Regions from separate parts of the Homo sapiens genome. Here regions 2 and 3 are each linked to region 1. Evidence: chromatin loops called from intact Hi-C (ENCODE). Cell type or tissue: HCT116. All regions are shown on one strand. Links, peaks and the distances in the headings refer to the core of each region. The heading gives the core; the rest is flanking DNA.

Evidence for each region. Peaks named below come from ENCODE experiments on the same cell type or tissue, not always from the same donor. Only the 100,000 strongest peaks of a DNase experiment are listed, where the experiment ranks them.
Region 2: it touches region 1 in a loop (2.5-fold over the local background); 5 of 110 quality-filtered maps call a loop at or near these places.
Region 3: it touches region 1 in a loop (5-fold over the local background); 2 of 110 quality-filtered maps call a loop at or near these places.

Annotation. Positions count from the first base shown.
Region 1 is chr5:76,832,536-76,840,882 of GRCh38, reverse strand. It overlaps F2RL1 (F2R like trypsin receptor 1), which reads right to left. Exons shown (of 2, transcript NM_005242.6): 2 at 5,568-8,193. The coding sequence ends at 7,082. It also overlaps the pseudogene RN7SL208P. Among named protein-coding and RNA genes, the nearest start is that of S100Z, 13 kb to the left of the region's middle. In HCT116, for the core only: a CTCF peak has its summit at 4,499; DNase peaks (open chromatin) are centred at 1,822, 2,232, 3,372 and 4,082; H3K4me3 peaks cover 2,949 bases; H3K27ac peaks cover 5,432 bases.
Region 2 is chr5:76,785,981-76,794,327 of GRCh38, reverse strand. No RefSeq gene overlaps it. Among named protein-coding and RNA genes, the nearest start is that of F2RL1, 29 kb to the left of the region's middle. In HCT116, for the core only: no CTCF peak of the experiment used is centred there; DNase peaks (open chromatin) are centred at 3,507 and 3,867; H3K4me3 peaks cover 1,328 bases; H3K27ac peaks cover 2,384 bases.
Region 3 is chr5:76,597,012-76,605,358 of GRCh38, reverse strand. IQGAP2 (IQ motif containing GTPase activating protein 2) reads right to left here. Exons shown (of 36, transcript NM_006633.5): 10 at 7,757-7,920; 11 at 4,387-4,547. Among named protein-coding and RNA genes, the nearest start is that of F2RL2, 22 kb to the left of the region's middle. In HCT116, for the core only: CTCF peaks have their summits at 2,836 and 3,703 (motif pointing left); a DNase peak (open chromatin) is centred at 3,688.

The DNA of each region.
Region 1 (8,347 bases), core at 135-8,134:
TGCTGGGCTCAAGCAATGGTGTAAACAAAGCAGTGGTTAGGGGGGTAAGCCATAGTAGTGGCCCTTCTGGAAACTTCTTGTCCTTCACATTTACTTTGACTTTCTGCCTGTCTCAGGATCTAGCTCTGGAATAAGCTATGCTTTAAAGGCTTTTGAGAAGCCCATATACTGGAGGGTTAGGTTTCTGGGGTTTGTGTTTTTTTTTTAAATATTGATGTATTCCACTGAGAGAACATCAACCCCTCAACTGGATAGCTGTTAAGGTGGAAATCCTAATTTAATTATTTGCATTTAATAATGCAGTAATGTTGCAATGAATGTTTGTGGAATTGTGAACCCTGAATATTTGAGACAGGTCTCAGTTAATTTAGAAAGTTTATTTTGCTAAGGTTGAGGACACATGCCCGTGACACAGCCTCTGGAGGTCCTGACGACATGTGCCCAAGGTGGTGTGAAAGGAAAATATCTTGGGCCCCCAAAATCACTGCGCTAAAAGTTAAAAGTCAAACTGGAAACTGCACAGGGCGAACCTGCCTCCCGTTCTATTCAAAGTCAACCTCCACTCACTGAGATAAATGCATATCTGATTGCCTTCTTTGGAAAGGAAGAAACTCAAAAGAATGCAAGAGAGTTTGTCTCTCACCTATCTGTGACCTGGAAGTCCCTTCCCTGCTTTTCTGGTCTTTGCTTCAAGTTATCCCGCCTTTCCAGACCAAACCAATGTACATTTTACATATATTGATGTTTCATGTCTCCCTAAAATGTGTAAAACCAAGCTGTGCCCTGATCACCTTGGGCACATGTCGTCAGAATTTCCTGAGGCAGTGTCACAGGCATGCGTCAACCTTGGCAAAATAAACTTTCTAAATTAACTGAGAACTGTCTCAAATGTTTAGGGTTCACAGTGCTCAGAGCAGTTTGGTTTTACACATTTTAGAGACACATGAGACATCAATCAACGTATGTAAGATGAACATTGGTTCGGTCTGGAAAGGCAGGACAACTTGAAGCGGGGAGGGGGCTTCCAGGTCATAGGTAGATGAGAGACAAACAGTTGCATTCTTTCGAGTTTCTGATTAGCCTCTAGAAAGGAGGCAATCAGATATGCTTTTTTTTTTTTTTTTTTTTTTTTGAGATGGAGTCTTGCTCTGTCACCCAGGCTGGAGTACAGTGGCGCAATCTCAGCTCACTGCAACTTCCGCCTCCTGGGTTCAAGCGATGTTCCTGCCTCAGCCTCCCAAGTAGCTGGGACTACAGGCACCCAGCAGCATGCCCGGCTAATTTTTTTTGTATTTTTAGTAGAGACGGAGTTTCACCTTGTTGGCCAGGCTGGTCTCGAACTCCTGACCAGGATGGTCTCGATCTCTTGACCTCGTGATCCGCCCACCTCGGCCTGCCAAAATGCTGGGATTACAGGTATGAGCCACCGCACCCGGCCCAGATATGCATTTGTCTCAGTGAGCAGAGGGGTAACTTTGAATAGGAGAGGCAGGTTTGCCCTAAGCGGTTCCCAGCTTGACTTTTCCCATTAGCTTAGTGATTTTGGGGCCACAGGATTTATTTTCCTTTCACAGGATGAAGGATTGAACCACTCACACTGCTGCTGGGTTCTTGATGGGCCCGCAGGCTTGGGCTGTGGTTTTTACCGGAGGTTGTCTGTAACTCTGGTCAGGCTTAATTTCTCACCAATAAAGACAAAGGCTGGGAAACAGTCCATAGATTGACCCACTGGTAGAGGCAAGAGCAGTTCATACTCAAATCACGGAATATTTCAAACTGTCCCTCCAGAGAGGCATTCCAAGGTTGGTCTGAGTCACTCTAATTGTTGACATTTAAGTGGGACAATCATCTCAGTGAAGTTCCAAGGCTTGAATAAAATGTAGGGCTAGATCCCTGATCACTAAGGGCTTGGTTTTTGTCTTCAGAACTGGGGGTCAGGAAAGGACTGGCCACATCAGAAACTTCTTTTTGAGAAGACATCTAAACACCCAAGCAAAAACTTATCATTTTAATCAAGATCCGGAGGACAGCAAGTACTACCTTTGATTCTGCAATAAATTATAGTCCTCTCAGGGGCCTCCAAAGGGTTAATGTTTCAGGAACAAAGTTGTAATCACTAAACTATGCATACTGATGAGATTATAGCCCTAAAGTTTATGAAACCTTGATAACCAGGAAATTAATTACAGGTTTGAAACTCCTGCTGCAAACCACTGAGGTGACACGTTAGGAAAAAGCCCATAAAACAACTCCAGCCGAGTCAGTTTAGCACTGGCCTTTGTCCTGAGCATCAGGACTGCAAATCTTCGTTCACTTTCAAATTAAGAGGCCTCACTGTTAGTACATAAGCCTGTGGAGTTCAAAGTATTTACATTTTCAGACATTTTAGGACTCAGTTTAGAGAAATTAGACCACAGTATGACATATAACACAAGAGCAAAGACAACCACATCCAAGGTACTACTCCGCTAGGGCCAGAGTTCCTCATGCTTCCAATCAGGAGCCTAATTCAGATAGACCAGGGGGTTTTCTAAGCCACTTTTCAAAGGCAGAACAAAACGATTTGAAAAGCTTTTGCTGGGCCAGGCGCGGTGGCTCTCACCTGTAATCCCAGTACTTTGGGAGGCCAAGGTGGGTGGATCACCTGAGGTTAGGAGATCGAGACCAGCCTGGCCAACCTGGTGAAACCCCGTCTCTACTAAAAATACAAAAAATTAGCCAGGCATGGTGGCGGGCGCCTGTAATCCCAGCTACTCAGGAGGCTGAGGCAGGAGAATCACTTGAACCTGGAAGGCAGAGGTTGCGATGAGCTGAGATCACACCACTGCACTTCCAGCCTGGATGACAGAGCGAGACTCCATCTCAAAAAAAAAATAAGCTTTTGCTTTAGCAAATAATTTTAATTTCTCAAATCATTTCTTTTATACTTTTTTGTTTAGTTTTTTTTTTTTTTTTTGAGACAGAGTCTTGCTCTATCGCACAGGCTGGAGTGCAGTGTCCCGATCTTGGCTCACTGCAAGCTCCACTTCCCAGGTTCATGCCATTCTCCTGCCTCAGCCTCCCAAGTAGCTGGAACTACAGGCGCCCGCCACCACGCCCAGCTAATTTTTTGTATTTTTAGTAGAGACAGGGTTTCACCATGTTAGCCAAGATGGTCTCAGTCTCCTGACCTCGTGATCCGCCCGCCTCGGCCTCCCAAAGTGCTGGGATTACAGGCGTGAGCCACCGCGCCTGGTTCTTTTGTACTTTTTAATGTAGATTCAAAGGCTTGGTGAAAATAAACCAAGAAAAATATCTGTTCTTTAATAGGTACTTCTGACTAAATGTTGGGTCATTCATACATGAAATACTACCTGGTCATTAAAAATAATGAGAAACAGGCAGGGCACAGTGACTCATGCCTGTAATCACAGCATTTTGAGAGGCTGAGGAGGGAGGATCTCTGGAGTTCAACAGTTTGAGACCAGCCTGGGTAACATAGCAAGACCCTGTCTCTACCAAAAAAAAAATAAAAATAAATTAATGAGAAACAGTGAATGAGTTAAAAAAATTATGAGGACAATTTATATAAACTGATTTAGAAGTTAAAGTATATATGTATGTACACACATTCATACACATTTATTCTTAAAGTATAGCCACAAAAAAGAGATTTGCATAGTTACAAAAAGAAAAAAAAAGACTATAGCCAGGAGTGTTGGCATGTTCCTGTAGGCCCGAGCTAATACGGAGGCTGAAGCAGGAGGATGACTTGAATCCAGGAGTGTGAGGCTGTAGTGGGCTATGCTGATCATTGTCTGCACTAAGTTCAGCATTAATATGGTAACCTCCAAGGAGAAGGGGACCACCAGGTTGCCTAAGAAGGGGTGAACCAGCCCAGGAGGGAAATGCAGCAGGAAAAACTCCCATAGTGATCAGTAGTGGAATCACACGTGGAAATAGCCACTGCACTCCAGCCTGGGTAATAGACCGACACCCTGTCCACCCCCCACCAGAAAAAAAAAAAAAAAAAAAAAAAACCAAGAAATGACAAACACCAAAAAAATGTTCTCCACTGAGGTGGAGGTCAGCTACAGATGGCCTTCGGGGCTCTGTGAGCCATTTGTTCCTGCTCCCTTTTATCCTGTTCCCACCATTTTCTCATTTCTCACCTGACAAACGGGGACAACTTCACAGGCCTGCAATCAGACTCAAAGCAGAACAGGCAAAGAAAGCAGTGACACTGAAGTGAAAGGGGGCAGAGCAGAAAACAGGTCTTGTCCACAGAGCATAATAATAATATTATTTAATATTTGTGACCACATAAACGTGCCAAATAATTTTATTCTCATAACTTTATGAGGAAGATACTATTATCCTAATTTTACAAGTGAGGAAACTGAGATACTACTATCCCCATTTGACAAATGAGTCGCATTTTTTTTCTTACTTCTTGAGGTAATAAAAACATCCCTAATGTAAGCAGTGATGGAGTCAGAATTCAGCACAGCCCAGGACCTGCACTCTTAGCCACCAGGCTGTGCTGCTTCTTCAGTAAAACAACAATAAGATTGGGAAACCAAAGATTGATAGCATGGAATGTGGATGAGCATTTCAGGAAACAGGTGCAAATATACCATTTTGGTAGAAATATACATTACTGAAGACAATTTGGCAAGACTTATCAAAACCTAAAATGAGCATCTAACTTTTGAGCTGGCCATTCTACTTCTAGAAACTTATCCTCAAAAAATATGCTCACAGATGTCTGTATACAGATATTTGATACAGCACTTTTTTTTTTTTTTGTAGAAAACAAAAATGGAATATTTATGCGCAACTCAAAAGAAACACTACGCATATAAGGTAAGAGATTAAATATAAACACGGCAAGTTCCATCCCATTCCTATTTCTCCAAGGCTGCATGACCAAATGGAATCTTGAAGAGAACACCTAGATAACAGAGGACCTGTCAGCGACTCTGGACTTCTGGGTGCAGCACTGTTTTAAAAGTCAAAAAAAGAAGGGTGGGGGGATGACAACCTAAGGAGCCGTTGGTAGGGAATTAATTAAATACATCACAATATACCCAAAATGTTAAATAGCCTGTATCCTTGAAAAGCGGTCAACCTACAGATGCAGGTATAGAAAGAATTCTAAAACTTTTTTTTTTTTTTTGAGACGGAGTTTCGCTCCTGTTGCCCAGGCTGGAGTGCAATGGCGCAATCTCGGCTCACCGTAACCTCCACCTCCCGGGTTCACGCGATTCTCCTGCCTCAGCCTCCCGAGTAGCTGGGATTACAGGCGTCTGCCACCACGCCCAGCTAATTTTCGTATTTTTAATAGAGACAGGCTCTTGCCATGTTGGCCAGGCTGGTCTTGAACTCCTGACCTCGGGTGATCCACCCACCTTGGCCTCCCAAAGTGCTGGGATTACACACGTGTGCCACTGTGCCCGGCCTCTGAAACATTTTTAAATGAAAAACCGTTGTCACAGAGTTTGGTGTGAGTGTCCACTTTTAGAGGGGTGAAGCTGTTGCCTGCCTTCTCTCACTCCTTCCCTCAAAACAAACGCACAACTCAGAAATAAGTTGTAAAAAAAATTTTGTTATTTATAAATCAATTACACAATAAAATAATTATTTTTAAAAGTCACAAATACAATCGTTGTATAAAGTCATTTTGGCATCAAGTATCTCTTAAATATGTTGCAAACTATTTTCCAAAGAGATGTGGTCCAAACCCTCTGAAGGCTTTATAATTTTGTATTAGATAACAAGTGAACAAAACTGACAATAAATACTCCAACAATTATTTTTTAAAATACTAAGTGGCAAATGCTATTCTAAGTGGCAAAACAATCTATTACTCAGACTACCTGAAAATTTCACTGAAGTCATCAAAAGTTATACAAAATTTGTATTTACATGTTTAAAATCCTGATTGCATTTTTCTTTAATAATAATACATACAAAAACTCAGAGGGTTAATAAAGAAATAATTCAAAGTCCTAATAAGTCAACAAACAGATTTCATTATAAGCTGAACATAAAAGAGACACCATTGTTTGCTTCTCTTTTCAAAAATTATCACGGCACTTTGTCAAATGGAAGCAGCATTCAGAACAATGGTTCTCAAATCTCTGTGTGCATAAACACCATGCAGGTTTGTACCACACAGATTCCTGGGCCCTGTTCCCAGTCTGAGCTCTCATTATTGAATCTGAGGAATCTGCATTTTGAACAAGATTCACGACTATTTTATTTTATTTTATCACCCAAGCTGGAGTGCAGTGGTGCAATCTCGGCTCACTGCAACCTCTGCCTCCTGAGTTAAAGTGATACTCAATTCTTGTGCCTCAGCCTCCTGAGTAACTGGGATTACAAACGTGCACCACACACCTGGTTAACTTTTGTATTTTTAGTAGAGATGAGGTTTCGCCATGATGGCCAGGCTGGTCTCGAACTCCTGACCTCAAGTGATTGCCTGCCTCAGCCTCCCAAAGTGCTAGGATTACAGGCATGAGGCACCGCACCCAGCCAAGATCCATGATTTTGATGAAGTGGTACAAGAACCTCACTCACTGGACATTGAAATTCTACTGTCCAATCCCAACTCACTGCTGTTGATTGGAAACCTGATTCTGGCAGCTCATTTATCTTGGTTTCCTCATTTGTAAGGTCGTTCAGTTGGACTGATCATCTCTGAGGGCCTTGAAGCCCTAACAAGTCTATCATGATCCCAGATGTAAAATATATATATGTGTATATATATAATTTCAGCTGAGAAGTGAGTCTTCACACCAAGTCTACTTTTTGCAAGTTACTGGGTTTCTGTCTTCACCATCTTCTGAAAAGTCTGCTTCTGTTGGTTCAGTTTCTGGGGTCATCTGAGTAGAGAGATTCTGAAACAGACACTGATGTTAATTTGGGGGACTACTTTTCTCATGCAAACAGGGGAGCTCCTAGCAATCCTGAGAGGTGCTGCATCCACATGGTATGTGGTGAGACCTTTTTGATTAGGAAATAACAGACACGTCCTCATAACATTAAACAGGTTCCACATCCTACTGTGCAATTCCCATCTGAGGACCTGGAAAACTCAATAGGAGGTCTTAACAGTGGTTGAACTTGAAGAGTAAGAGCTGGATTTCCTGGAGTGTTTCTTTGAGGTGAGGGATACTTGCATCTGCTTTACAGTGCGGACACTTCGGCAAAGGAGAGCGTTCTTTGCATGATCCCTGAAATCATGTGAAACAAAGTAATAGACAAAGGGGTCGATGCAGCTGTTAAGGGTAGAGAGGCAGAGGGCTACAATGTACAGGGCATAGACATGGCTCTGGCCCTGGCTCTTAATCAGAAAATAATGCACCACAAGCAGAAGGTTACTAGGAGTGAAGCAGATCAGGTACATGGCCAGGACAGTGACAATGAGTTTGATGGCCCTCTTCCTTTTCTTCTCTGAGTTTTCATCCATGGCAGAAGATCGCAGCATTCTGATCATCAGCACATAGGCAGAGGCTGTGAGGAAGGCTGGGAACAGAAAGACCCCAATGGCCAGAGAGAGGAAGTAATTGAACATGTCTCCCACCAAGAGCTGCTCAGGCAAAACATCATGACAGGTCGTGATGTTCAGGGCAGGAATGAAGATGGTCTGCTTCACGACATACAAAGGAATGGTGACCAGCAGAATCAGCAGCCATATTGCCAGGGAGATGCCAATGGCAATGTTTGCCTTCTTCCTGGAGTGCCCCATGGGGTTCACGATGACCCAATACCTCTGCACACTGAGGCAGGTCATGAAGAGAATGGAACAGTACATGTTGCCATAGAAAAAGCCAATAAGCACATTACAAAGAGCTTCCCCATAAATCCAGTTGTTGCCATGTATGTGATAGGCAATCTTCAAGGGGAACCAGATGACAGAGAGGAGGTCAGCCAAGGCCAGATTGGCCATGTAAATCACAGCAGGGTGCTTCTTCTTAGTTCGGAAAAGAAAGACCCACAGGGCCATGCCGTTACTTGGCAAACCCACCACAAACACAATTGTGTAGACAATTGGAAGGAAGACAGTGGTCAGTTTTCCAGTGAGGACAGATGCAGAAAACTCATCCACAGAAAAGACTGTTTCAACTGTAACTCCTTTTCCAGTGACGTGGGATGTGCCATCAACCTTACCAATAAGGCTTCTTCCTTTAGAGGATCTACTGGTTCCTGTACAAGAAAGGAAGACAAGGGTCATTACAGAAATAAATGTTTCAGCAGTAACACTGGTTTGTTCAAATGAAAGTACATTCATTTATTCATTTTTTAATTTATGAGACAGGGTCTCGCTGTCACCCAGGCTGGAGCGTAGTGGAGCGATCAT
Region 2 (8,347 bases), core at 59-8,058, 46 kb after region 1:
ATTGCTTGAGCCCAGGAGTTTGGGACCAGCCCAATCAACATAGTGAGACCCCCATCTCTACAAAAAATAGAAAAAATTAATCCCAGCTACTTGGCAGGCTGAGGTGGGAGGATCACTTGAACCCAGGAAGTTGAGGCTGCAGTGAGTCGTGGTTGTACCACTGCACTCCAGCCTGGCCAACAGAGTGAGACTCTGTCTCAAAAAAAAAAAAAAAAAAAGGAATTTATAAGATTGTTAAAACAACTTTGAATGGTGGCTCACACTTGTAATCCCAGCACTTTGGGAGGCCGAGGCAGGCAGATCACAAGGTCAGGAGATCAAGACCATCCTGGCTAACATGGTGAAAACCCATCTCTATTAAAAATACAAAAAATTAGCTGGGCATGGTGGCAAGCACCTGTAGTCCCAGCTACTTGGGAGGCTGAGAGAGGAGAATCGCTTGAATCCCGGAGGCGGAGGTTGCAGTGAGCCAAGATCGTGCCACTGCACTCCAGCCTGGGTGACAGAGTGAGACTCCGTCTCAAAAAAAATAAAAAATAAAAACAACTTTGAAAACACAAGTATGCTAATTTACATGTATTTTCTCTCATTTCCCTCTCTCTGCACAGTTAACAATGAAGTCAGCATTCACATTTCTATGGCTTTGAATATATGTCTAGTGTTTTGAAAGAGCAGCTATTTCTAAGATTGTGTTTTAGGATCTGATAATATTGTCAGAGGCAGTTAAACCAGAGCAACTCCATCTTGAATAGGGGCTGGGTAAAATGAGGCTGAAAACTGGGCTGCATTCCCAGATGGTTAAGGCATTCTAAGTCACAGGATGAGATATGAGGTCGGCACAAGATACAGGTCATAAAGACCTTGCTGATAAAACAGGTTGCAGTAAAGAAGCCGAAACCAGCCAGGCGCGGTGGCTCATGCCTGTAATCCCAGCACTTTGGGAGGCCAAGGAGAGCAGATTACCTGAGGCTGGGAGTTCGAGAGCAGCCTGGCCAACATGGAGAAACTCTGTCTCTACTAAAAATACAAAATTAGCCGGGCGTGGTGGCACATGCCTGTATTCCCAGCTACTCGGGAGGCTGAGGCAGGAGAATCGCTTGAACCTGGGAGGCGGAGGTTGTAGTGAGCCGGGATCACACCATTGCACTCCAGCCTGGGCAACAAGAGTGAAACAACATCTCAAAAAAAAAAAAAAAAAAAAAAAAAAGAAGCCAAAACCCACCAAAAATCAAGATGGCCACGAGAGTGACCTCTGGTCATCCTCACTGCTATGCTCCCACCAGTGCTGTGACAGCTTACAAATGCCATGCCAACATCAGGAAGTTACCCTACATGGTCTAAAAAGGAGAGGCATGAATAATCCACCCCTTGTTTAGCATATCATCAAGAAATAACCAGTCCAGTTACAGTGGCTCACACCTGTAATCTCAGCACTTTGGGAGGTCGAGACAGGCAGATCACCTGAGGTCGGGAGTTCAAGACCAGCCTGGCCAACATAGTGAAACCCCATCTCTACTAAAAAAAATACAAATATTAGCTGGGCATGGTGATGGGCGCTTGTAATCCCAGCTACTTGGGAGGCTGAGGCAGGAGAAATGCTTGAACTCGGGACGCGGAGGTTGCAGTGAGCCGAGACCGGGCCATTGCACTCTAGCCTGGGCAACAAGAGTGAAACTCCATCTTAAAAAAAAAAAAAAAAAAAAAGATAAGAAGAAAAAAAACATAAAAATTGGCAACCAGCAGCCCTCGGGGCTGCTCTGTCTATGGAGTAGCCATTCTTTTTTCCTTTACTTTCCTAATAAACTTGCTTTCACTTTACTCTATGGACTCAATCTGAATTCTTTCTTGCGCAAACTCCAAGAACCCCCTCTTGGGGTCTGGATCGGGACCCCTTTCCTGTAACAATATCACACAGAAAGGCAAGCTCAGGAGCCTGGAAGACTTTACTCAGATTGAAAGAATTAACACAGACTGAATTCTCTCTCAAGGGGTGATCCTCTAAGAATTCTTTCCTTTCCTATCATCTTTGGTCAGAATAATTTTTTGCTTAATTGATTTTTCTTATTCATTATGGAACATAGTGGGGTGAGAATAGAATCAAGGAAGCAGGAAGGGAACCATCCAAGGAAGAGATGAAGGAAGCAGACGGGGAAGGGAAGAAGACAGATGGGAATGAAGAAAATGGGCCGGAAAGAGGAAACTGATAAGGAGAAGTGGGGAAAAGAGGCAGTAGATAAACCAGGAGGGCTTGGGCCTTGGCCTAGAGAACTGGTGAAAGAGGCTTTTGTTGCTGTTGTGAAACGGGCCCCATTCAAGTCTTCCCTGCTCCCTGAAGCATCTCCAGCCCACTCTGGTGTTTACATCTTCTGAGTTCTGAATTCTGGTCCAGATCTCTTCCCTGAGCTCCACCCTCATCAATCTGATCTCCACCTTGGTGTCTAGTAGATATCTCCAATGCGTCTGACCTTCCCCAACCCTATGTAAGCTCTATGAGGCAGAGATTTGGTGTTGGTTTGTTCACTGCTGTATCCCAGAAGCATGCTTGGCACCAAGCAGACATTCAATAACTATTAGTTGAGTGGATGAATTAATAAACTCCTGTAGCAGCAACAGGCAAGAGTACACAATATGCTTTTACTGCATTGGAATGCTGATGTTTCCTGCTTGTTTAATTTTCCCAGCAGAACTGCAAAAACCCTTTAAGATCAGGGATGCTGTGCTTTTATATTCCTGTTGGCGTTTAGCACACAGCTGTGCCCATTGGTGATTTGTTGACTGATTAAACAGCAAGTCCCACCAACAGTACAAGCTCATGGCTAAAGCCACCTTTCTCAAAGAGTAGGAATCACATGCTAACTCAAGAAAAAAAATATGTTAATTCATATCCACAAACTTCTAAGCACTTCAGCTTGGGCCTTGTGTCATCTTAGTGGTATAATAGTTTTCCTATGTTTGATTCTTGTCCTCTTTAATAGAGTACGTCTCATTTACACATCTGGATTTTAAGCAGAGTTTTTGAGTCTTACTCTCCTCCTATCAGGCCTTCAGTGGCTCACCAGCACGATGTGAGCACACATGAGAAGCTCAGCCCACTCCTGCCTGTAGGCTTCTGACTTTGATTAAAGATAGAGGCCATGCAGTGCTGGAAGCCCCTTGCATACTATGATACAAATCCTTCAAATCCCTGCTAGGCTGAAAGATGGGGTTCTGATTTGCTGCTAGTGACATCACCCTTCTGGTAACCTTCCTCTCCAGATGTGCCTCTGCTCTGTTTATCTTAGAGCCTCATTTCACAGCAGCAAGAAGACACAACAGGAAGCCAATGTCTGAAGCTGTTCCCATCCATGCCAGTTTCTCATAGCCTGTCTTTGACACAAGAGCAGCTCAGAGTCAATTATGTTGGATTCATTCACTAGGAACTTTTTCCCACCAGAGTCCTTGTTGTGGGTGGAGCAGTCTTTTGTTCTAGCTGGTTTGCTGTCTCTGTGGAATTGCTATCAGAATGGCTGTTTGCTATTGGAATGACTAAGAGCTGCATCATTGCTACGTTAGGAAGCAATTATCTGAAAACAAATTCATTTTCTGAGTCATCTAGCCGATTTAGCCTGTGCCACTCTTTCCCCCTTCCACCCCCTAACATTTCACCAGTTAAACAACTAAAATGTCCTCCTATTCATACCTCCTGCTCTATTTGTCAGGAGATTATATATCTGGTTTAGATGGATCAACAGAGTTATTACTTTTCCCTGTGTTACTCAGTCTGTCCTATTCTAATCCTAGATTTATTTTCGAAAGACACATGGTTTTCTGGATTATTTTATCTGGCTTTCACTCCTTTGTGTGCTAGGTGACTAACATTGCACTCATGAGCTCAGCATCCTTGCTTCCTTCTTTCTGCCTTGTTTTAAAGGTATAATATTTTCACATCTTCTTCATATTGCGTATTTGTTTCCTGTGACTGCAGTAACAAATTACCATAAACTAGATAGTTTAAAACAACAGAAATATATTCTCTCACTGTTCTGGAAGCCAGAAGTCTGAAATCTGTATCACTGGTGGAAGCGAGCTGTCAGCAGGGCTGTGGGCCTTTGGAAGGCTCTAGGGAGAATCTGCTTCTTGTCCCTTCCGGCTCCTGGTGGCTGCTGGCTCTCCTTGACATGTGGCCGTATTATTCTAATTTCTGCCTTGGTGGCCACGTTGCCTCCTCTCTTGCTGTGCGTCTAATCTCCCTTTGCCTGGCTTGTGCAAGGACACTTGTGATGGTCCACCCAGATAATCCAGGATAATCTCCCCATGGCAAGATCCTTAAATTAGTCACATACACAAAGCCCGTTTTTCCTTATACAGCAACATTTACAAGTGCTAGGGATTAGGGACTGCTATCTCTGGATGACCATTATTCAGCCAACCACACTTTCAATTCCCTGCTCTCCACAATGCACAGAATATTTTGTATGTAGATTAAAAAGTTGGTGAGGAAGATAAGGGAAGAAAGAGCAAAAGAAAGGAAATAGAGGATAGTCAAAGAGGATTTTTTTGTAATCCTAGCGCTTTGGGAGGCCCAGGAGGGTGGATTTCCTGAGCTCAGGTGTCCGAGACCAACCTGGGCAACCCAGTGAAACCTCATCTCTACTAAAAGACAAAAAAATAGCCAGATGTGACGGCGTGCGCCTGTAGTCCCAGCTACTCGGGAAGCTGAGGCAGGAGAATTGCTTGAACCCAGGAGGCGGAGGTTGCAGTGAGCTGAGATTGTGCCACTGCACACTGTCAGGCTTCTGAGCCCAAGCCTGCAAGTATACATCCAGATGGCCTGAAGCAACTGAAGAATCACAAAAGAAGTGAAAATGGCCGGTTCCCGCCTTGACTGATGACATTACCTTGTGACATTCCTTTTCCTGGACAATAAGTCTCCAGAGCTCCCCACCGAGCACCTTGTGACCCCCGCCCCTGCCAGCAAGAGAACAACCCCCTTTGACTGTAATTTTCCACTACCTACTCAAATCCTATAAAACTGCCCCACTGCTAACTCCCTTTGCTGACTCTCTTTTCGGACTCAGCCCACCTGCACCCAGGTGATTAAAAAGCTTTATTGCTCACACAAAGCCTGTTTGGTGGTCTCTTCACATGGATGCACATGACACACACCAGCCTGGGTGACAGAACTAGACTCTGTCTAAAAAAAGGCCAAGCGCTGTGGCTCATGCCTGTAATCCCAGCACTTTGGGAGGCCGAGGCGGGTGGATCATGAGGTCAGGAGATCGAGACCATCCTGGCTAACACAGTGAAACACCATCTCTACTAAAAATACAAAAAAACTTAGCCGGGTGTGGTGGCGGGCGCCTGTAGTCCCAGCTACTCGGGAGGCTGAGGCAGGAGAATGGCACGAACCCCTGAGGCAGAGCTTGCAGTGAGCCGAGATTGCACCACTGCACTCCAGCCTGGGTGACAGAGAGAGACTCCTTCTCAAAAAAAAAAAAAAAAGAGTGGCCGAGATCGCACCCCTGCACTCCAGCCTGGGTGACAGAGAGAGACTCCTTCTCAAAAAAAAAAAAAAAAAGAGTGTTTTGTTTTTTTTTTGGCTGTGATTTCCTTTTGGCAATAGAGTGGCCCTCCTGGCATGGGCTCCTGCTTCCTGCTTCCTGCTTCCTGGGGAAATATGAGCTTGCAGGAGGTACCCTACTCTGGCAGCCGAAGGACGCACAGACATTCTTTTCCCCTTCTCCTTGGTAGTTGGGGCACTGGCATATGATACCGGCTACACCAATCAGACATTCCTACCCAGGATTTTTGACTTTTGAGGGCATTAGTACCTGCATGTCAGGAGAATGACAGATTGTTTCCAGGGTGGCAGGGTCAAGAGTCCAGGAGCAGCAAGGGCCCGTGTCTGGCGGCTGTGGCAGTGGCACTTGCCTCCTACTCTGACTGTTGCAGTGGCAAGACCTGTCCGAGTTCTTTCTCTGCTTTTTGGTCTCCCCAGGTTCCTGCTCACTCCCCTACCCTTGTTCTCCCACATATCTGCATATTCAGTGACCTGCTGAGTACCCAGCCAGGACATTCCAAATTATTTATTATTATTATTATTTTACGTATTTATTTATTTTGAGATGGAGTTTCGCTCTTGTTGCCCAGGCTGGAGTACAATGGTGCGATCTTGGCTCACTGCAACCTCCGCCTCCCAGGTTCAAATGATTCTTCTGCCTCAGCCTCCCGAGTAGCTGGGATTACAGGCATGTGCCACCAAGTTTGGCTAATTTTGTATTTTTGGTAGAGATGGGATTTCTCCATGTTGGTCAGGCTGGTCTTGAACTCCCGACCTCAGGTGATCTGCCCTCTAAGGCATCCCAAAGTGCTGTGATTACAGGCGTGAGCTACTGGGCCAGACCTATTATTATTATTTGGAGGCAGGGACTCACTCTGTTGCCCAGGCTGGAGTGCAGGGGCATGATCTCGGCTCACTGAAATCTCTGCCTCTTGGGCTCAAGTGATCCTCCCACCTCAGCCTCCCAAGTAGCTGAGACTATAGGCACACACCACTATGCCCCGCTAATTCTTATTTTTTTTGTAGAGATGAGGTTTTGTCATGTTGCCTAGGCTGGTCTTGAACTCCTCGGCTCAAGTCATCTGCCTGTCTCGACCTCCCAAAGTGCTGAGATTACAGGTGTGAGCCACTGCACCTGGCTTATCCCAAATTTTTAGTTTAGTAGGCAGTTAACTTGGCTGAACTCAAATTCTGAATTTTGCCTCCCCCGTGGTGAGTGAACAGCTGAAGCCTCTGTTATTTTAGCCTTATCTGAACTGCTTGGAGTCTACCCTGTGCATGCATAGTTGGAGATCTGCCAGATACTTGGGTAGCCTCCCCCTGCAGCTGGGAACCAGAGTTGTCAGGTGTGCTGTCCTGAGCCAATATATACACATATACAAATGAATTGGCTCATGTAGTTATGGAGGTTGAGAAATCCCAAGATCTGCAGTTGCCAAGCTGGAGACCCAGGGGAACAAATGATGTAAATTCCAGTCCAAGTCCAAGCCCAAAGGCAGAAGCCTAATGTTCCCAGCGCAAAAACAGTCAGCCAGAGAGAACAAATGTTGTTATATTCAGCCTTTTTGTTGTATTCAGGCCTTCAACGATTGAATGAGGCCCACAGACATGGGGGAGGGCAATTTGCTTAACTCAGTCAACCTATAGAAATGTTCATTTCATCCAGAAACACCCTCAGCGTTACACTCAGAATAATGTTTAACCAAATATCTGAGCATCCCGTGGTCCAGTCAAGTTGACACATAAAATGCACAGATAAAATCCAGACTTTTTTTTTTTCTTTTGAGACGGAGTCTCACTCTGTTGCCCAGGCTAGAGTGCAGTGGTGCGATCTTGGCTCACTGCAAGCTCTGCCTCCTGGGTTCATGCCATTCTCCTGCCTCAGCCTCCCAAGTAGCTGGGACTACAGGCACCAACCACCACGCCCGGCTAATTTTTTGTATTTTTAGTAGAGACGGGGTTTCATCGTGTTAGCCAGGATTGTCTCGATCTCCTGACCTCGTGATCCAACCGCCTCGGCCTCCCAAAGTGCTGGGATTACAGGCGTGAGCCACTGCACCCGGCCTTTTTTTTTTTTTTTTTTTTTTTTTTTTGAGATGAAGTTTCGCTCTTGTTGCCCAGGCTGGAGTGCAATGGCGCGATCTTGGCTCACTGCAACCTCCGCCTCCTAGGTTCAAGCGATTCTCCTGCCTCAGCCTCCCGAGTAGCTGGGATTACAGGCACCCGCCACCATGCCCGGCTAATTTTTGTATTTTTAGTAGAGACGGAGTTTCACCACGTTGGCCAGGCTGGTCTCGAACTCCTGACCTCAGGTGATCCGCCTGCTTCGGCCTCCCAAAGTGCTGGGATTATAGGCGTGAGCCACCACACCCGGCTAAAATCCAGACTTTTATGGCAGATGGAAAGGCAAGGGAAGCTGGTTAAAATGAAGATTCTTCGGATCCACCGGTCACCTGCTGAATCTTTGCCCCAAGAAATCTGTGTTTTTAACAAGTTTCTCAGGCCAGGTGCGATGGCTCATGCCTGTAATCCCAGCACTTTGGGAGGCTGAGGCAGGTGGATCACCTGAGGTCAGGAGTTCGAGACCAACCTAGTCAACATGACAAAACCGTGTCTTTACTAAAAATACAAAAACTAGCCAGGCTTGGTGGTGGGCACCTGTAATCCCAGCTACTCGGAAGGCTGAGGCAGGAGAATCGCTTGAACCCAGGAGGCAGAGGTTGCAGTGAGCTGAGACTGTGCCACTGCACTGCAGCCTGGCGACAGAGCGAGACTCTGTCTCAAAAAAAAAGGAGCGTCTCAAAGATT
Region 3 (8,347 bases), core at 209-8,208, 240 kb after region 1:
ATTAAAAATGGCCCTCTCACCCATTGTTTATGACCAATGACCCTTCTCACTGTGCATAGCCCTCTGGAAGATACAGTTTAGTCAACCACTCCAATTACTTTTTTTCTGCCTGGGGAAATTTCAGGGAAAAACTTACTCATACTGATATATTAAGAAACTTTTACTTCTCAATTATCAATTTTCCCACTTTCCAATTTTCACAGAACCAATGTTACAACCATAGGCTAACATGAACTATTCCAGCGAAAATTAATAAAACTAGATAGTTTAGTGTGCTTTTATGTCTTTGCACCAGGGCAATGAAGAACAATCTTCTGTGTACATAATGAGTCACTCTGCAGTTTGAATTCTGAATAGTCTCTAGGGATCTAGTAATGGCAGAGGTTAAAAGAAGAAACATTATATGAAGTCTAAAACTGTTTTCTTGGTTGTGACAAACTTTTTCAAAATTCTGCATGCTTCAAGGTGACATGCGGTGTCTTCCATAGAGAGTAGCTTGAGAGAAAAACATTCAAAAATAGGAAATGGTGGTAACAATTTATTTTCTGTAGCTGAATGAGGCCTCGCCAAGTGCAGATGTGAAATACACTAGTAATGTATAATAAATAATACTGACCACAATAACGATTTGGATTATCGGTAACTTGCACTGGTTAGTGTCCCTCACAGATGGAGACCATTCCAAAAGCGCAAAGTCCTTATGGGCATCCCATACACTTAACGTCTAAATGCTGACCCAACAGGAGTGAAATGAGAAAGTAAAAAATAAACACAGAAAGAAATACAACTACCCATCATTTCTTTAGAAATGAACAAAAACAAGCTATAAAGGAAAAGATTTTAAAAGTAACACCATTTGACCCAGTAATCCCATTATATGATTATAAATCATTCTACTATAAAGGCACATGTACCTGTATGTTTATGCGGCACTGTTCACAATAGCAAAGACTTGGAACCAACCCAAATGTCCATCAATGATAGACTGGATAAAGAAAATGTGGCACATATACACCATGGAATACTATGCAGCCATAAAAAAAAAGGATGAGTTCATGTCCTTTGCAGGGACATGGATGAAGCTGGAAACCATCATTCTCAGCAAACTAACAGGAACAGAAACCAAACAACACATGTTCCCACTCATAAGTAGGAGTTGAACAATGAGAACATGTGGTCACAGGGAGGGGAACAACAACATACACCGAGGCATGTCAGGGGGTGGGGAACTAGGGGAGGAATAGCATTAGGAGAAATACCTAATCTAGATGGTGGGTTGATGGGTGCAGCAAACCACCATGGCACTTGTATACCTATGTAACAAACCTGCATGTTCTGCACATGTATCCCAGAACTTAAAGTATAATAATAAAAAAAAATTTTTTTTAAAGTAACACAAGAGAACTCCACAGGCTTTTCCAATTGAGTATTTCTCTCCAGTACTGAAGTTACCAACTTTGGGAAATATTCCGTAGTTTCCCCAAACAGGTCAATGTCCTCTCCTCTCACTCCTCTCAGTTCTCTTCACCTCATCTATGGACAGACTAGTAAGGAGTCTACTAATCTAAGAGCCCTGGGAAGCTCTGAGAAGATCAGTAATCCAATTTAGTTCAGCAGATGTTTGTGAGCACTTACTACATGTAAAACATGGCAGGCACTACAGGAATATTAGGAGGAAAAAGGTGCAGCCTTTATGCTTTCAGACCAGTGGGTAAGACGACAAAAATTCCAAAAAGGTATAAAAGCAGAGCACAGGAAGGACCATTAAAGAGTCCATAAGAGTAGATATAATGGGGTTCAAAGCAAGAAGTGGAAGGAAACCCTTATTGGTGGAGCACCCTCCCTGGGACAGGCACTGAACCAAACACTAAATCCTCAAAACAGTTCTGCAAATGCAGAGTGGGGCTTTTGTTTCTTTTGTTTTTGTGCTTTATAGATGAAGGAAAAAGGCTTAGTTAGGGAGGGTCAATCTCAGATATTTTTGGTTCCAAGGCATATGCTCCTTTAACCACATCATGCTACCTCCCAGGAGAGATAACATCAGATGCTAGGGTGGGGAGAAGCACGGATATACCTCACAGAACATAATGTATGGTAGGCAGGGCTCAGAAGCTCCAATACTGTGTTTAGCTGAGCTGGGTAAAGGCACCAAGTTCCTGATGGTGAGAGGACCACGCATAGGAACACAGAGACCAGAAAGTACACTTGGACTTGGCTAAAGCACAAAATACGAGTAGGGATGGAGCTGGAGGTAAGGTCAGAGCAACATGCTTAGAATGAGAAGTCTGTTCTTAATTCGGATGTGAACAAGGAACAATCAAACAGAATTATGAATAGGGTTACATTTTAGAACAGTTAATCTGGGAACAGTGTATGCCCAAGGCTAATGTTAACCCATACAATACTTTTGTGAGAATTAGACAAAAGAATCTCTCTGGGCAAACACAGCCCCAAGAGTAGAAGCCACGGTGAACAGGGAGAGACTTTGCATGAATTTGTCAAGGTGGCCATGCACAGCACACTTGTGCTATGAAGAACCTGCACTCTATGGGGAGAGGCCCTGGACAGAGCCGTGTTTCTCAAACTTGATAATCTGCAAAACTGGGATTCCAAGATCCCAAGTTAAGATGCTGACTTTGGAAGTAAAATGCCAAGGCTGTAGAAGATCATTTGGGGCCAATACAAGTGTCAATACAAGAACCCAAGTGGGCCCTTAAATCCCATGTCAGTACTGGGTCTTCCAGATCCAGAATGTATTTAAATTAAAAAAAAAAAATCAAAACATTTTAAAAGTTCTTCACACAGAACACTCGAACTGTGAGGCTCCATCTGTAGGTCCCAGCTGGAAACTACAGGTATGAATATGGTTTTCAAATAGAATGGGACCACTTCTTTAAGGGTATTTGTAAATGAAGAAGCAGGCATTTTTGATAATCAGAATGGGTGAGTCAGGGGCTAATGTCATGTGGAGGACAGTTGCCAGGGATGCTAAATATGTGGAATAGTCTTGACAGTTATCTCACCAAGATGCCCCATTAGCCTGTAAGCTTCATAAGGGATTGACCGGGTCTGTCTTCTACTCTAGCACTGAGAAAGTATGGCAAAGCCTGGTTAGGTAGGAATGATTAATGAATGGGGAGAGAAAAGAAGTAGGATGACCAATTTAGGGGTTACTACAGAAGCAAAAGTGAGAAGTCTAAGTGAGGGTGGTTGCAGGGAAATGGAAACATCTTGCAGAGGTATAAGGCACATAGACTGGCTACTGACAGCAGGCTCTTTAGAGCACGAGGGTGCCCGGCTGAGGGCAGAGGGAAACTCAAATTGGGCTTCAGGTTTCTAAGCTTACAGGAGAGAATGGTGCCATTAACAAGTAACAGAAACAGTGGTGGTAGATATAAATTACCTTGGAAACACACTCTAAGGAGTCATATGAACCAGATGGCCAAATTTAAGTAGAACAAGAGAATTAGTTTCTCCAAAAAGACTAAAAACAAGGAAAACCCACCATCCTTCCATTACCTTTTGGCCATTCACTACATAGACAAGTGGTCAAATACCATTTGTTTAACCTAAGAAATCTCTGGTTTTTCCTTGGCAACTGTACATGACCCAAGAGAATTAGCCAACCTGCCTATTAGAGCCGTTCCAAAATCAGTAGCTGAAAAGAGCTTTTGTCAAGATCTGTGCAGACATCTCCCCCTGGTGGTTACAAGAATCCAAGATTCACTCATTTTAACTGGGGCTTTTATCTCAGCGACTCTCTCATCTGGCTCCCAATTCTGGCCATTTGATTTTCTCTCAAGATCCGCTATAGTGTTTTATAACAATGCTATCAGTTGTACTATCTGGTAGCACACTTCAGAAACATGAAATGAAAGATAAATGGATGTTGTTACCCACTGCCATGACCCACTGTGGTCTCAGGATTTCTTTGGCTTAATAATCAGAAGAGTGGAGTTTGGGGCCCAACTGCCCAATTTTAGGTCCATAACCCGGATTCTGTTTCTGCATCAGTGACATAAAAGAATTGGACTGGATGATTATTAAAGTTGCTTCCAACTCTTCTACATTCTGCGGTTTCCAAAAGACGCCCAAGGAAAGGTATGTTTCCAATAGTTCCTTTATTTTCAGCCTATCAAATAATCTTTGCCAACGACAAAGTCATTTATTAATTGCCACAGGATGATCACTTTCTGATTCTTCTTGTTCCCCAGAAGGAATACTGTAAACAAGGATACTAATTAGAAGGACTCTTAAAACAGACTAGTTTTCAAGAAACATGAGCATGGTATATGGATTTCTCCACCAACAGGCAAATTCCTCACTTTTAAGATCTGCCAAACATGCATTTCTGCATTGAAAGAAGGTTTGGAAAATGTTCCTTACCGTTCCACATATGCCTTGTCCAGATTGTTTAAGCCTATTGCGGGGCTTCTGAGTTGATTCTGCACAGACACAAGATCGTTGCTTTCCAAGGCCTGGTTTAGTAAAGCAACAGCAGACAACATTTCCACAGCAATCAAAAGCTCCTCGTGGGCCAAGTAGTTCTGTTGGAAAACATATGGCAACATAAGCTCCCCACACAACACACCTCATGTGCATGATGGAGGTTTACAATGCACATTTCAACAAACAACAAAAAGTCAAAGAACTTGATAGCTCAGCAGAAAGAGGAGTCGTGGCCACCTGCTTTCCACTGGCTTTAAGAACAGGTATATGGCTCCTGGGCTTTCATTAGATGATCATTTTTTGGGACTGGGTTGATTACAATGAAAAGTTACGATTCCACAAATATCTGCATTCCCATTGCTGATCCCTACTCCTAGCTATACTGGTTGCTTAAAGGCTCAGTCCAGCCATATAATTAAGCCAAGGACTAGATAACATTGTCACTGACTGAGAGTGCCAGGTAACATTTTAGCACAGCTAACGATTTCCAGTTTGAATTAAGGGTTAAGGGAAGGTTGGGAGAATTTCACTGAAAAGTTATAATCTGAAGCACAAAGCAAGGTCTTCAAACCAAGACTACTGATTTAATTCAAAAAAAGTTAAAGTGACATTTTCATAAATTTTAAAATAGAAATTTTAAAATACACTACCAGGTCAAGATATTTGAAGAAATCTGAGGTGATCTTTTGGTAAAGCAAGTAAAGCTCTCCAGGTTTTTTTGTTTGGTTTGGTTTGCTTTATTTTTATTATTATTATTTTTTGAGATGGAGTTTGGCTCTTGTTGCCCAGGCTGGGGTGCAATGGCACGATCTAGGCTCACTGCAGCCTCCGCCTCCCAGGTTCAAGCGATTCTTCTGCCTCAGCCTCCCAAAGTGCTGGGATTACAGGCATGAATCACCACACCTGGCCAGATCTCCAGGTTTATATGATTTAAAATCTGGATTTAGCTTATCCAAAAAAATACGTCTTAGATTTCAGAACACCCTTCCCCTTTAATATCTTCTTCCATTTAACCATTTTATATTATCTTGGCCCAACTTCAAAAGGAATATTTTTTTCATCATATTGAAGGGACATAAGGAGCAGGAGCATGAAAAAGAACCACTAAGGAAAAGCTGATACATATTTTACATTTAGGATATTACAGGTATTTAATATATAACATAATGTTCATCTTAAAATGCATTATTATATCTTTCTGGATCTCCACAGAAGTCTCGCAGCAAACTGATTTCAGAATAAAAAGGGATAGTTTAATCTTTCAAAGCAAATGGGAAGAAGGGGTTACCATCGAGAGCATGTAAGTAAATTTTATTTAAATATATTACATTAAATACAAGTTTAACATACAAAGTATCAAATTATAAGAGCAGAATGGAATCGTTTATAATTCACCTCCTCTATCTCTTTCAGTGACCTGTCCGTGGATACCTAAATTGGTTTACAGCAAAAAGGATAAGGAGAGAGGAAGAAGAAATGAGGTTGGACAGCCACAGGTTAACTATGGCCAGTTGAGGATGAATGAGTGTCCTCAAGCATAAGTAGCCTTGAGCTTCAGAGCCAGAGAAGTGGAAGAAAATATTAATGAGAGAACCTGAATGAAATTAAGAAAATAAGCTATTTTTCTTTTATTACAAATACTATATTTCTATTTAGGAAACATAGGGAGTCTTTTTAATTATTATTATTATTTTTGTAAAGATGAGGCCTATGTTGCCCAGGTTGGTCTTGAACTCCTGGCCTCAAGTGATCCTCCTGTCTCAGCCTCCCAAAGTGCTAAGATTACAGACAGGAACTACCACACTCAGCCAATACAGAAGTCTTAGTAAGCAAGAATAAGAAAACAAATGCTACCACTCAAGCTCTTTTGTGTATATCCTTTTATGTATTTTAAATTCATATATACATTTGCAGAGGTTTTGTCTTTATAACTGACTTCACTTTCTTTTTGCAAAAAACAAGATAATGCTATATATCTTAATCTTATTTTTCCCACTTAATATTAGTATGGATATCTTTTCCAGTCATTCTTTACATTATCATTTTTACTGGTTGCACATATTTCTCACATGTACAAGCACCATAAATGTTATTAATTTATAGGCAATCTGTTATTAATTAAACATTTGTTTCCTGGTTTTCAGTATTCTAAACAATGCTGTGAAACATCTCTGTGGCCAAAGCTATTTGGTTCATATCCTTCAGGCTTATTTTCTAGAACGTAACTGTCAGCATCATGGGCTTTTGATCTGTATTACTAAGACCACCCTGCAGAAAATCTGTATAATTCATACTCCCAGCAGCTGTGTAGGAGATGTTTGGGCCCCATATCTATCCCTACGCTGGGTTAAATCTTTCTAATCTTTACCAATCTAATTTTAAATCATAAGTGTACTGTGTTTTAATTTATATATTTTTTACTTCTGATTGAGTTTAAACTTTTTTTTTGTTTGTCATTTGTATAGTTCTTGTTTTATGAATTGCCTGCTCATGTTTTTGGCCTCTCTTTATTGTGTGTGGATAAGTGCTGATTGTGACTTTAAAGATCCAATGACTGTCCTGTGTTTTTCCTTAGAACTTTAATTTGTTAAATTATTTTTTATATTTAACATTTTATGTTGAAAATTTATTTTGATATATGTGTAGTGAGTTAATGTTTTCTTAACAAAGCTTAAACACTTGCAAGGATATCATTTATTAAATAGTTGTTTCCCCACCTTCTTGAAATACGAGCCTTGTTATATGCTGAATTCTTGGTTCTGCTTTCAGTAGTTTTCATTTTGTTTCATTGTTTGGCTTACAAGAGTGTTAGTAAACATGTTCTTAATTACTGTAACCTTGTATGAAATTATTGTTGAATGCTGTTGTCATATTAAGGTGCACAAGTTCACAAAAATCAAAGCCATGGTGCTAATGGTCTTATTTGCAGTTTCTAAAATTGCAGATTGAGCTTATTTTCTACATAAAAACATTATATATTGTAAAAAAAATACCACATCGGTATAGCTAAAATTTATCCAAGGTGTCTTCAAATATCACACAGAAAATAAGAACAACCTATTTTCACAGGTATATGTATAGACCACTGCTGGAATTTCCTAACTATGCTCTTAGATTCTTTATGTAGACTAAAAGCAAGAATTAACAAGGAAGAAGGCCTTGGAATTGGTACAGGTGGGCCAGTGAGACCAGGACTGGTACAAATTAGAGATCCCCGATCCCTATTCCCCTTTCCTAACTAGGCTTCCCTAGTGCGCCATGGCACGCAGGGTTACCGTCCCCACAGCTGGGGTCTCCTCTGACTTACCATGGTGTTCTGTTTCTGGAGGTTGAAAAGTTCGTTCTGATACATGGCAGCAGCAAAGGGATAAACAGCAGGCAGCTGGGCCTCTGGTTTCTTCAGTGCAAGCAGCGTATTCTCGGGGTCACCTTCCGGAATGACAGCATTGATATGGTCCACTGCAGCCTGCCCTGAGGATGGGGGTTCATGTTTTGTCAGAATGGTTGCTCTTTCCACTGCAGTCTCACCCAACCAGCCCTTCTTCCCAAGGATTTGAACCTAAGCAGTTACTTTTCATGAACTCTGAAAAGCTGCAGGCAGAGGGTAGGTAAGGCTTTGAAAATGTTATCTCAGTAATTCAAACTAATCCAATCTTTGGAATTAGTGCCTACAAGAACCTTAGCATTGATGGAGCTTAGGGTATGAGATCATTCCTGAGTAGCATGACTTCCTTCCAAAATCCTTCCTTATAGGACCAGCTCTGGTCTCATTTCTTCCCTGAAGCCTTCAGATTGCTCCAGTCCTTAAGGATTTCTCATCATGTGAACACCATAGTTATTTAAAGCTGGGCCATGTAGTTCCAGCAGGCATGTTCCCTGTGCTCCTTGTGCATTAGTA